Regions from separate parts of the Homo sapiens genome. Here regions 2, 3 and 4 are each linked to region 1. A link is a contact called in ENCODE Hi-C data. All regions are on one chromosome and are shown on one strand. The core of a region is the stretch at or near the end of the contact, and the rest is flanking DNA. Distances in the headings are between cores, read along the strand shown. Region 1 has its middle 34 kb from the start of LUCAT1. Region 2 overlaps MEF2C-AS1 (MEF2C antisense RNA 1). Region 3 overlaps MEF2C-AS1 (MEF2C antisense RNA 1). Region 4 has its middle 4.5 kb from the start of MIR3660.

The links. Hi-C counts contacts between places; a loop is a spot of excess contacts on that map. Pooled maps may share reads with other maps.
Region 2: a loop to region 1 is called in a map with no recorded cell type, with 4 times the contacts of the local background. The contact joins two enhancer-like sites. A Hi-C loop is called at or near these places in 3 of 37 single-sample maps with no recorded cell type and 2 of 50 pooled maps.
Region 3: a pooled map shows a loop between it and region 1 (6-fold over the local background). The contact joins two enhancer-like sites. A Hi-C loop is called at or near these places in 1 of 37 single-sample maps with no recorded cell type and 2 of 50 pooled maps.
Region 4: a pooled map shows a loop between it and region 1 (4-fold over the local background). The contact joins two enhancer-like sites. A Hi-C loop is called at or near these places in 2 of 37 single-sample maps with no recorded cell type and 2 of 50 pooled maps.

What each region holds. Positions count from the first base shown.
Region 1 is chr5:91,278,637-91,281,546 of GRCh38, forward strand. No RefSeq gene overlaps it. Among named protein-coding and RNA genes, the nearest start is that of LUCAT1, 34 kb to the right of the region's middle. RefSeq lists enhancers at 882-1,823, 1,822-2,081, 1,824-2,765. Within about 2 kb of position 1,520, at least 39 of the 41 ENCODE cell types and tissues checked have a DNase peak (open chromatin) inside an H3K27ac peak, as active enhancers do.
Region 2 is chr5:89,299,213-89,302,122 of GRCh38, forward strand. The region is part of intron 7 of MEF2C-AS1 (MEF2C antisense RNA 1); the gene reads left to right. Among named protein-coding and RNA genes, the nearest start is that of LINC02161, 280 kb to the right of the region's middle. Within about 2 kb of position 1,384, at least 3 of the 41 ENCODE cell types and tissues checked have a DNase peak (open chromatin) inside an H3K27ac peak, as active enhancers do.
Region 3 is chr5:89,342,336-89,345,245 of GRCh38, forward strand. All of the region lies in intron 7 of MEF2C-AS1 (MEF2C antisense RNA 1), which reads left to right. Among named protein-coding and RNA genes, the nearest start is that of LINC02161, 240 kb to the right of the region's middle. RefSeq lists an enhancer at 506-555. Within about 2 kb of position 1,521, at least 3 of the 41 ENCODE cell types and tissues checked have a DNase peak (open chromatin) inside an H3K27ac peak, as active enhancers do.
Region 4 is chr5:90,019,811-90,022,720 of GRCh38, forward strand. No RefSeq gene overlaps it. Among named protein-coding and RNA genes, the nearest start is that of MIR3660, 4.5 kb to the left of the region's middle. Within about 2 kb of position 1,386, at least 7 of the 41 ENCODE cell types and tissues checked have a DNase peak (open chromatin) inside an H3K27ac peak, as active enhancers do.

The DNA.
Region 1 (2,910 bases), core at 270-2,769:
GGGACTATCACCTGATTCTGGGGAGGGTGAGGCTGAAGTGAGCCAAGATCCCACCACTTCACTTTAGCCTAGGCGAGAGAGTGAGACCATGTCTCAAAATAAGTAAATAAAAATAAAAAGGAAGAAAGAAAAAGAGCCGAGTGGTGGTGCACGCCTGTAGTCCTAACTACTGGAGAGGCTGAGGCGGAAGGGTTCCTTGAGCCCAGGAGTTCGAGGCCAGCCTGGGCAACACAGAAAGACTCTCTCTTTTTTTTTTTTTTTTTTTTTTTTTTTTTTTTTTTTTTTTTTGAGACGGAGTCTCGCTCTGTCGCCCAGGCCGGACTGCGGACTGCAGTGGCGCAATCTCGGCTCACTGCAAGCTCCGCTTCCCGGGTTCACGCCATTCTCCTGCCTCAGCCTCCCCAGTAGCTGGGACTACAGGCGCCCGCCACCGCGCCCGGCTAATTTTTTGTATTTTTAGTAGAGACGGGGTTTCACCTTGTTAGCCAGGATGGTCTCGATCTCCTGACCTCATGATCCACCCGCCTCGGCCTTCTCTCTTTAAAGAAAAAAAAAAAAAAAGAAAAGAAATTTGTCTATATAAATATACAGTTAAAGCAAACAATATAATATATAAAACCAAATTTGGAAATATTTTTTCCTTCCATCAAAACTTAAACATCAATTTTAGAACACAGTGTTCTATATCGTAAGGAGTCCTAGAGTCTACCCAGTATAATGTCTCACATCCTCGCCCTCTTGCTATAGTTGTCAAACCTAAATGTACCTAAGAATCACTGATAGGTAGTTGGTTAATACGATGGATTATTTCTAGGCCCCGACCTCAGACAGGTGCCTCCATGCCCCCACCCAGCCAGGACATTCTGAGTCTGTAATTTGAAGTGAGCTTCAAGAATCTGCATTTTTACCGCGGCGCTTTTGATGCAGGCGGTCCACGGTAAAGTTAGAGAAATGCTGCCCTGCTGCTGCGCTGCAGATTGAACTCTGGGGAAGAAGAAATGAGCACGACCGGGAGCGGTCCATCTAAACCGGTCCATTTAGATGGACAGGTTTTAGCAGTCCATCTAAATCTGTCTCAGGAGCTTTCTTTCTTTCTTTTTTTTTTTTTTTTTTTTTTTTTGAGACGGAGTCTCGCTCTGTCGCCCAGGCTGGAGTGCAGTGGCACTCACTGCAAGCTCCGCCTCCCAGGTTCACGCCATTCTCCTGCCTCAGCCTCCCGAGTAGCTGGGACTACAAGCGCCCACCACTACGCCCGGCTAATTTTTTGTATTTTTTAATAGAGGCGGTGTTTCACCGTGTTAGCCAGGACGGTCTCGATCTCCTGACCTCGTGATCCGCCCGCCTCGGCCTCCCAGAGTGATGGGATTACAGGCGTGAGCCACCGCGCCCGGCCTGTCTCAGGAACTTTCAAAGGGGAGTGGCAGACAGAAAATGAGCACGGTATCTAATCAGCAAGTAGGATTGCAAATAAGAACGCCTTTATGAAGGCCCCAGTTTTTACAGTAAGTCCCTCACTGCCCGCACACAACGATGCCAAGTTCCAACCTGATTTGCGTCACCACAGTTGTGGGTTTGCGCCAAGGTTAGTTATCAAGCGTAGTGAGAGGATAAATTCACAAAATGAGGGACAAAAATAAGACGAGAGCTGGGTACAACGGAAGTGAAACCTGGGTGGAGGTCATCTCCAAATCACAGTGGAAGGACGATGTCAGGGATTTGTCCCAACACTCTTTTGATGAAAGAATTTGATTAGTGGACTATTGCACTCTTAAAGGCAAAGAAAACAAAGCACGGCAGTGCCCCGCTCGGTCGGGATTCAAAAGCAGTGAAAGCTGCCTTGCTCTGTTTAAAGCGACAGGACTGCTCTGCTATTCAGGAAAGACTAAGGAGGCAGCGGTATCTGCGAAGTCCTGCGAGCTCCCGGCGACAGGAGTAGCGCGAGCAGCTGACGGGGGAAATCCACTGGCAGCGAGTCGGATGAGTCAGCGCTGAGTCACGCTCGGCGCTACGTGCCGGCCTGGGCGGCCGCAGCCCGGGGCCCGCAGCCGCGGAGTCAGCAGAGATCCGCCGCTTCCTGGAAGACCCTCCCTGCGCCTGAGGGAGGGGGCGGCGTCGCCTCCTCGCGCCGCCAAGGCCCCCTGCAGTCACACACTCGCCCGCACGCACGACCTCCTCGCTCCATCCTGGGGACATCCAGGATTCACCCCCGAGGGGAAGAGTCCCATGTGACAAATGGTTAGAGCTTGGGCGGATGCTTTCATCCCATGTGTTTCCTCAAAGCTGAGATTCCAGCGCTCTTGCTCTTTTCGTGTTGTTGTTAGGTTTTTAACTTTTTTTTCCCGTTTCCTGGCAGAGGATTAACACGCTGATCTTTTTATAGTTTCCAATATTTTAAATGAAGCACAAGAAGAATGGATTAATAAAACGTGTTGAAACTTAAGCATCAAATCGTCACACTGCTCTGGGTTCTAAAATGACTAGAAAGTGACTGCACTAGAAGCTTTGAATGTTGGGTAACTGGGAAGGATTAACTCGGTTCTGATGTGCCCTTTGTTAATGAAAATCAAATCTTTGCTATTTGTCCAACCACCCTTATAATAACTAAATTTGTCTAAAGACTGGAGACATGTGTGGTAATAATTAGATATGGAGTCACCAAAGAACAGGGTAGCCATGCCTTTGTGTTTTCTGTGCCTTAACTAACATTCTGTTGTCCTAATGTGCAAATGATACATTGTTGGTTTTAAAAAATATTATGGCAATGTTTATATCCATGCTGAGAGTTAATAGCAGGTATTGTGTCATGAAGTGCAGCTAGTCAGTGAGATAGTCCTGATACAGGTGGGGTAATTATTATTTAGGGACAATTTGCGGCTGTTTTTCAAGACAGACTGGGTCTTTAGAAGTTGT
Region 2 (2,910 bases), core at 134-2,633, 2.0 Mb before region 1:
ATTGGTTTTAAAAAACATTGTGTTAATTGTCTGAGCTCTTTTTTTTCCAAACAGTATCCTATAAAAAGTATCTCTATTAAAGAAGAAAACTGGAGATGGCTAGTTGAAATAGCAGTCTGTAGTCACTCTCCTCAAACACATTTTTCTAGCCCTTATCCTAGAAAAGCCTCTAAAGATCCTATTGGGAACCCCTGGACTCCAGGAAACTCATTTTGAGATACTTCGTTTTATATGAAGAAATTATAAATGGAATTTTATATTCCTTTTTAAATACATCTGTGGAAAGAAATGCTATGTCTTTAGTTTGTAGAAATGGGAACTATATTAAGACAGTTTCCTTAAGTATTCTAAACACACACACACACACACACACACACACACACACACACACACAGATACACTCACCAAAAATAACAAATAAAAGGACATAAGGAAACTTTTGGAGGTGATGGACATATCTATTACTTTGATTTCTGGTGATGGTTTCACAGGTGTATGACTATATCCATCATCAAATTGTACACATTGAATGTGTGTAATGTATTGTATATTAATAATATGTTAATAAAGCTGTTAAAGAAAAGGGAACATTTTAGTGTTATACTCAAGATGGGACAGCCTTGTTTCTCCCATCTTTTCTTTAATATGGAGTCTGTCATTGATAGTTTCAAGACTGAAGGTTAATGTTTATAATACGTGATATATAGAGAGTCTCTAGTGGGAAATATGAAGAATGTTTGATGGCTCCAGATTAGTTTATTCTCACCTCAAAACAAATTTGATCAGTCAACCGTTCAACTTATTTCTTCATCAAACAAATATTTAATAAGCACCTACTCTGTGCCAGATTCTGCACTAGGCACTTGCAATATAGAAAGAACAAGAAAATGTTTCCTTCTCTTATAAGGATGACAATTCAGCAGGGAATACAGATGACATGTAGTAAGCAAATATGTACAAAAATAACTAAATACATTTATCATATGTGGTTAAAAATTATGGTAGATGTGTCACACTTAGTCGACACTTAAAAATGTCTACTTGTAATATGTGTTCATGTATGTACATCTCTGTGTATATACATAAAGGATAGATATAGATGGACAATATAATGTGTATACTTTACAAAATTCTGATATATAACTATACACTTATGGTGGTGAGTGCTCAAGCAATTTAGCAATAGAAGAGCACTCTAGGAGACATGGAAAACACTGGTCTTCAGAATAAGGTGTGAGGTCCTCAGTGTAATAGCCGAGGCCTTTGTTATCTGGCTCCAATCCATTTTCTCCCATTACTGCTCCACCTACTCAAATAGAATTGATCTCCTGGATCTCCCTTATTCCCATCCTGTATTTATACCCTACCCTTATATGGTCTTGTTCTTTTTGTTCTCTCTGCCTGAGACTTCCTCTTTTATTTCTGCCTACCAAACAATGCCCTATTTTGAACTATTGCCTGACTAAAATCTTTATCAGCTCATTCAACTCCGTGAGTTCTTCACTGATCATTCAGCTAACAGTGATGCCCCTTGCTCTAAATCCCATAGGAATTAATCACATTTGTGGCTTATATCATATGTTATATTTAAATTACTTGATTTTATGGTTTATACACTCATTCAGTAAATATGTAATAGGTGCCTCATGTGGGCCAGCAAGTAGCAAATATATCTTTGCTGCAAATAAGCTTACACTTTTTCTCTTTGGTGAAATTTTGTTTCTGAAGAATAAGGTTATATTTATGTACCTTTGCAGTTATATTCAGAACAGACAAGATGTCTTGAATTTAATAGTTGCTGAATAAAAATTGGTGAATGTGTAAAGTGATTTCATTTAGCTGTTGGTGAATACATGTAGTGCTTTAGAATGTAAGAAGAGATTATACTAAAAGCTGCCATATTTTTCATCCTTATAAGCAACTATACCTCTTCCTACTATTTTCTATATGTAACATAAGCCTAGATTAAAACTACTGAAGATTTTACCTTTTGAAATATATGCTGAGTTAATCTTCACATATCTGCAAATTTCATATGGAGAATTATGAGAATAAATTAAAGCACATTGACATGTATTTTTTGAAAGAAAGATATTACTATTTTACTTTGCATTATATAAATAAATATGGCAAAAGTTTTTTGGGAAAGCTTCAGTATTTCAATAGCCCAGTTCACCGCTTTATGATCTGTCTGTATACACAGTGGTTCAGTTATTCCTCCATCGAAGCTGATTCCAATGAATGCCCTATAGAAAGAAGAAAGAAGAAAGAATAGAAAGGAGAAGTAGATATTTCAAATTTTGCTTAACTCTGCTGGCAGTTTTCCATGATGTCAGCCGTATTTTCTTTTTGCTCCAATGCAGGAGTTCATGGGGCTTATTTCTATGTTTCTTTAAACCTGTTCTCAAGCCATGATGCTGAAGATCCCCCCAAATACATGGCGGACCTCATTCGAGTTGTAAAGCAAATTTTTCAAAACAGGATTTTATATCTTTATTTTTCTTTGCAGTTGATGTGGCTCTGAGTTGCGTTCTGACTGAGCTCCTGAAAAACAGTACTGAGAAGCTGTCTATAAATAAGTAGTTTTGTTTACAGGAACTTACTGGGGAACTGGACTTGTACCACCTGCCATTTGGCCAATGTTGAGAAGTGAGAGGAAGGGGTTTCAGATAATTCAAATCAGCCAATCTACCTCAATGGAGGCTACCTTCTTTTTCTTATTGTTCTAAACTAGGTGTACATACCTTTTCCTAACTAATACACCTTAGATTAGAGCTATCAAGCAATGTTCTTTTACTTTCTCCTATTATACCTGGCCCTCTCTTCTTACAAGCTTTCTAAGAATGTATTTCCTTTGCCTATTGTGTCAACTAAAAGAGAATTGGGTAGGATGAAAAGAACTACATGAAA
Region 3 (2,910 bases), core at 271-2,770, 1.9 Mb before region 1:
CCAAAGGGACTTGTTAAATAGATGCAATAAAAGCTTACAGAAATACATAAGGCATTATTAAGTCATGCATTTCTTATACGTAAAAACTTCTGATCTTATTGTTTATTTTAGAAACTTCATGCAAATGGGAAGAAATTGGGCTGAATGCATTCACATAGTATAAGATACTATTTAAAGAGAGAGGATAGGCAAACATGAAACTGAAATTTTCATAACAAAGAAAAAGATAAAAGAAAATAGTTACCCTTTGTTTAGTCTCTGTTAGAGAACAAATACTCATAATTAAACTGTAACTGGAATCAAAATGTAGTTTGGGATAAACAACCTAACTGGCCTCCAAGATAAATTACAGTACTCATTTCTCTATTGTTGGTTTGTTTTCTCCAGTTTCACCAGGAAGCAGGACTGTGGGGATTCTGTACTTGTATGTCACCACTAAGCAGCTTCTTTCATGCCAACAAGCTTAGTAACTTGTTTGAGTCTGGCCACTTGCACACCATCTGGAACTACTTCACATTCTTATTACAAAAAAGAGAAAGAGAAAAAAAGAATGCATGATGCTGCTGTGTTGCCTTTCATTTGTAGAGTTTGCTGGGCATCTTCCTGACTCAGGTGTTCATTCCTCCTGGAGTCACCCAACCAACCATAATATAGCTGACATTAGGTTCAACCACAGAATTAGTCCCTAGAAATATGTGAGTTCTGAATCTTGTGACATTCCTCTAGATTTCCAAGAAAAAAAATGTAGTTTTATTTTTAAACATTTAATTTTCAGTCTTTTGTGGGTTTCAATTTGTATTCCTCAATTTGCTGTAATTCTTCTGAAGATATAACCAATTTGTGAGGAAATCTGACCAAGGAAGTTTGTTCTAAAGGAGAAACAGCTTACATGGTATGTGTTTTGGCTTATAGTTTGCCATGGGTTGGGATGGAGTGTAGGTAGGGTGGGGGTGAGATAGGGAGAGGGTGAACAATGTGTCCATAGAGAGCTGAAGCTCTATTTTAATCAGGGATACCCCTTTCACCAAAATGTTTGTCGGTGCTCTACTAGTTATTCGTTTCTTAGGATAAACTAAAATGAAGAAACTAATAAAAAAGGTTCTTAGGTTAAAGCTTCATCTGTTTAAAATTTGTGGAAAACATATCTATTCATGACTTTATAAAATGCAAAAGTTTTAATACACACTTAATATTTTGATCTATAACTAACATTGAATAGTTTAATACAGAAAAAGAAAACTTTTGATTATATAGTGCTTATAGTGTAAAGAAACCTCCAAGTACTCTCTTTGAAAATTATTAACCTTAACTCTCCTGCCAGATTTTATGATTGTTTCATTTTCATACCGTTGCAAAGAAAAGAAGAGACCTTCTTTCTTGTTGACCTCCCTAGAGTAGGGGGTCAGTAATTAAGGCACACGTGCCAAACAGGACCCAAGGACTTATTTTCATTGGCATTCATGCTAGTAGACTCCTCTTGAGAGAATAATCACCAGCTGCATTTTGCAACATGTGAGAATGTGTGGGTGGAATAACCACTTCCCCACTTATCTTTTGCTAGTCTCAATATCACTATGCCCCACCTGGCTCACGAGAAGAACAGGTGCTACAAGCTAGGCTCACCACTTGTTTAAAGGATGTTAACCCCCAGCTGGGCCCACAGCCCGGTACTTGGTCCATTATCAGAATATGGGAGGTGTTGTAAAGTGAGAAAAATAAAACCAGTATTTATTGAGCAGTTTATACCTGTGAGACAGTCTTTATAATCTTCAGAGAAGTTAAAGAACTTTTCCAGGATGACAGAGTCACAACAAGTTTGGGTGATTTGAACCTATAGCTTCTAATTCCAAAGTCTATTATAATTTCACTATATATATTTCCATGTCTTCCTAGAAGAAAACAGCTATTATTTTTCAGAAGAAATATCTTAAACTGTTATCCTCAGAAAGCAGTGTTCCAAAGGCTGATAATTTGTCATAAAAGAAGTGTGTTGTGATAAACTGTTTGGAGATCTGTGAGTTAAAATTCAATCTCTCCCCACATAGACTTCTTGGAGCCTTTAGTATGTAAAAATGCATTGAGAATCTTTGAGAGAGATCAGGATGGCTAACTTATTTTCATGTGATGCATCTGTTAATACCTCCTTGAATCTGTATGCTACTGAATGGCATGGGAACTGCTTTGAAATGTCTAGGAAGTCCATTCCACTTATCATGGGTGAAAAATGACTTTGTGCATTTGGATAATAATTATAAATGATATTAAAATAATCATTTGTGATATGAAAAAATAGAATAGAGAAAGATTATTTATCTATGCACTACAAAACTTATTAGTTGAGTTTGAGGTGACCTATTTATTTGATATTTGAATGTGACATCTTTATTTTCTCAACAAAATTTTAATTGGCAATGTGTTCTCATGGCAACAAAACTTATCACAATTCCAAACAAAGAATGAATGTGTAAGGACTAAAGAAAGCTTTTTGTGAATACTGTTCTACTTGCAGGAAACTGTTAATTTATTATTAAAAGACAATTTTTAGTGCCTACAATAAGCCATCCATGGTAGTAGATGTAGAGAAGAACTTAACATGGCCTTTGAGGGCCTCATTGCCTAAATGGAGAAACAAGTTTACTACAACAAATAAAACAAGCTCCTTTTGAGAGAAAGTATCAGCCTATGTTCCCAAACTAGCCCATATCAGCTGCCTATATTACATAGCCAATTCAATGGTAACATTATTCTTGTGGCCTGCTGAGGATTCAGTAGAAGTCAAAATTTGTCATGAGTTTTCTGTGTTTGAGGCAAAAAATATTCCTCGCTCCCAGTGTTCTTGGTCATTAATGATCTTTGTAAAAATTTTGATCAGCCAGCTATTGGTTTGTAGGCTTTTTGTACCCCACCCTG
Region 4 (2,910 bases), core at 136-2,635, 1.3 Mb before region 1:
TATGCAGCTGAAGGTATGAAGTTGGAACTGGGTAGTAAGTAAGACGTATCTGAAACTCAATATAATGATGAAATCATGAAAATAATGATGAAAGTCAAAGTAAATCATTCAGGATTAGATGAGATGGTAGTATGCTTTTTTTTTTTCCAACGTTGTGAAGATTCCCTGGACTTTTGAAATCTTCTAAGTTTGTGTTGCATTTATAATAAAATGATTTTAAAATGGGGGATCGGCCGGGCGTGGTGGCTCATGCCTGTAATCCTGGCACTTTGGAAGGCCGAGGTGGGTGGATCACTTGAGATCAGGAGTTTGAGACAAGCCTGGCCAACATGGTAAAACCCCATCTCTACTAAAAATACAAAATTTAACCAGGGATGGTGGAGTGGCGCCTATAATCCCAGCTACTCGGGAGGCTAAGCAGGAGAATCACTTGAACTCCAGAGGTGGAGGTTGCAGTGAGATGAGATCGCACCACTGCACTCCAACCTGGGCAACAGAGTGAGACTCTGCCTCAAAATAAACAAATAAATAACAACAAATGAGGGCATTGAAAACTGAAGATGTTGAAGAAGGATTTCAGGTTCTTAAAATATCAATGAGATTCATATGAGAAAAGAGGGTGAGGGCAATCCAGGGCCAGTAGCAGAATGAGTAAAAGCTTGCAGTAGCAAATGTGCAAGTTGCATCTGTGAGCAAATGTCCGAATTTCATGAAATTCAGGATTCCCTATATAAAGATAGAAAATAAATTTTATCTATTTGTGTAAATCCAATTATTGTGGCATTTTATGCCATCTTTGGAGTCTAAATCTTATCCAGTAATAATCATGGGTCCATATAGGCTTTTGAGCCAAAGACTAGCATGTAAAACCGGCCTTGCAGGAAGATAGATGGAGTAGCAGTAGGTAGAAGACACAGGAGCCATAGAAGACTGAGAGAAGTAGCACTCTGCCATAGTTTTCAACACATATGATGATTAATTTTGAAACTACAGTAGTTAATGCATGATGTTGAATGTACAGCCCACCATCATGGTCTGGCAAAGAATGTAAGACTCCAGAGAAACAACTGGATTTGATGCAAATAAATGTATGAAATGAAAATGATGAAAGAAGAATAAGCATTTTGGAGACTCTGAGTTCCAGTGAATTGAATGGTATCATCTACTTTTAAAATAAATAAATAAATAAATAAATAAATAAATAAATAAATAAAGGCAGCGGAGAGAGAGAGAGAGAGAGAAAGTCACAGCTTATTTGAGATGAAAATGATCTCAAATTTTAATATGTTTAGTTTGAGGAGATAGTGCACAAAGGGAGTAAGTCCCAAAAGCAGCTGAGATATATAGAATTTTGAAGCTGGGGTAAACGAAACAAAAGTTTCTCTTATGACTCAAACGAACTCGCTGAGCCAGGAAAAGGAGAAAAAACAAAAAAAAACAATCAACTTTGCCTGGTACCATCAGAGGGTGTTAGCAGTTACTCATTTTAAGTGTCACTTTGCAAACAGACTTAAACCAACCTTTTGGAACCTAACCAAAGCATAAATAGAAGAAGTTCTGTAAAGAGGAGGGCTATCAACATGGAAGTGAAAGTCAAAACCATGAGTCACAGTTGATTCAGGGAAAGCATACAAAAGAGAAAGAGAAATGGCCAAGAATTAAACTCTGGGAACATTCACAGATAAGAAAAATATAAGGAAGAATTTAATTTCAAAATACAGTTTCTTTAACTACCCAAAACTCAGAGACATGAGGCCAAATTTGGTCAGATCAAATGTGGAAAACCCACACTGAAACACTGGAAAGAAAAAGCCGGAGAAAAACCAAAACAAATCTTTTAAATCAGAATTTGGAGTACGTTGTTTACTGGAAATCAAGAAACTCTCAAAATCAACCAGTATATGACTGTATGTCACAGAAGAAATTTATTACTAAAACAAAAATTCTCTGGGGAAAATAAAAAGCAGATACATTTTAGTTTCAAATTCAATTACAAAGATATTAAGACTAAAAAATATATTTACCTGTGGAGTAGCCCAATTAGCTGAATTAACCTGTAATATTAAATTTGAAATGATTATATTTTTCTTCAAAAATCACATATGTAAATAAAAATACATTAAAAATAATAAATAAGTCCAAAGTTTAAATGCTTTTATATGTATTTTTTTCAGATGGTAAATATAGTGAACTGCTTTCTCTGTAAATGTTCCTCCTCTATCCATCATGTCAGAAAGATCCACTATACTCTTTCTCATAGACTCTCACATTTATGGATTCTCAAGAACAATTTCACTTTCACTGGAATTAAAGCAAGTATGTTCTTTTTCCTGATGGCCAAATCCCAAGAGATTTAGTTAAATTGAAGTTGGGCAAAGGTACTAAGTCTCAAGAGCACTTATTGGGAATCTGTGGGTGTGTCTTGTCACCAGGGTTACAGTAAAACATGTTTCCAAGCTTGGAGGTAAGCAAAAGTGGCTCTAAAAACAATTATAAGTTTTAAACTTGCTTTAATGTGGTAACCAAAAAGAGTAAGGCTACTTTAACGTATTTTTATTTGAATTTAACAATTGCCCACATTTTTCTGTACTTTTTTCAAATCATATTTTCAAGAAATAAAGCAATGAAGATAAATTTAAAGTCCTTCATATCTACCTCCACCCCACTTTCACTCTTTTCCTCCCTAAAGGCAAACTTCAGAAACTAAATAAATATTCAGCCTCACCAGTAACCAGGGAAGTACAAATTAAAACCATGAGATACCATTTCACATGCATCAGATTGCCCAGCATTTATAAAGCCTGACAATGTCAGGCTCTGGTGAGTCTGTGAGAAAACAGGGATCCTCTATCCATATGATGGGAATATAAACTTGGAACTATCACTTTGGGGATAAATTTGCCAGTATCT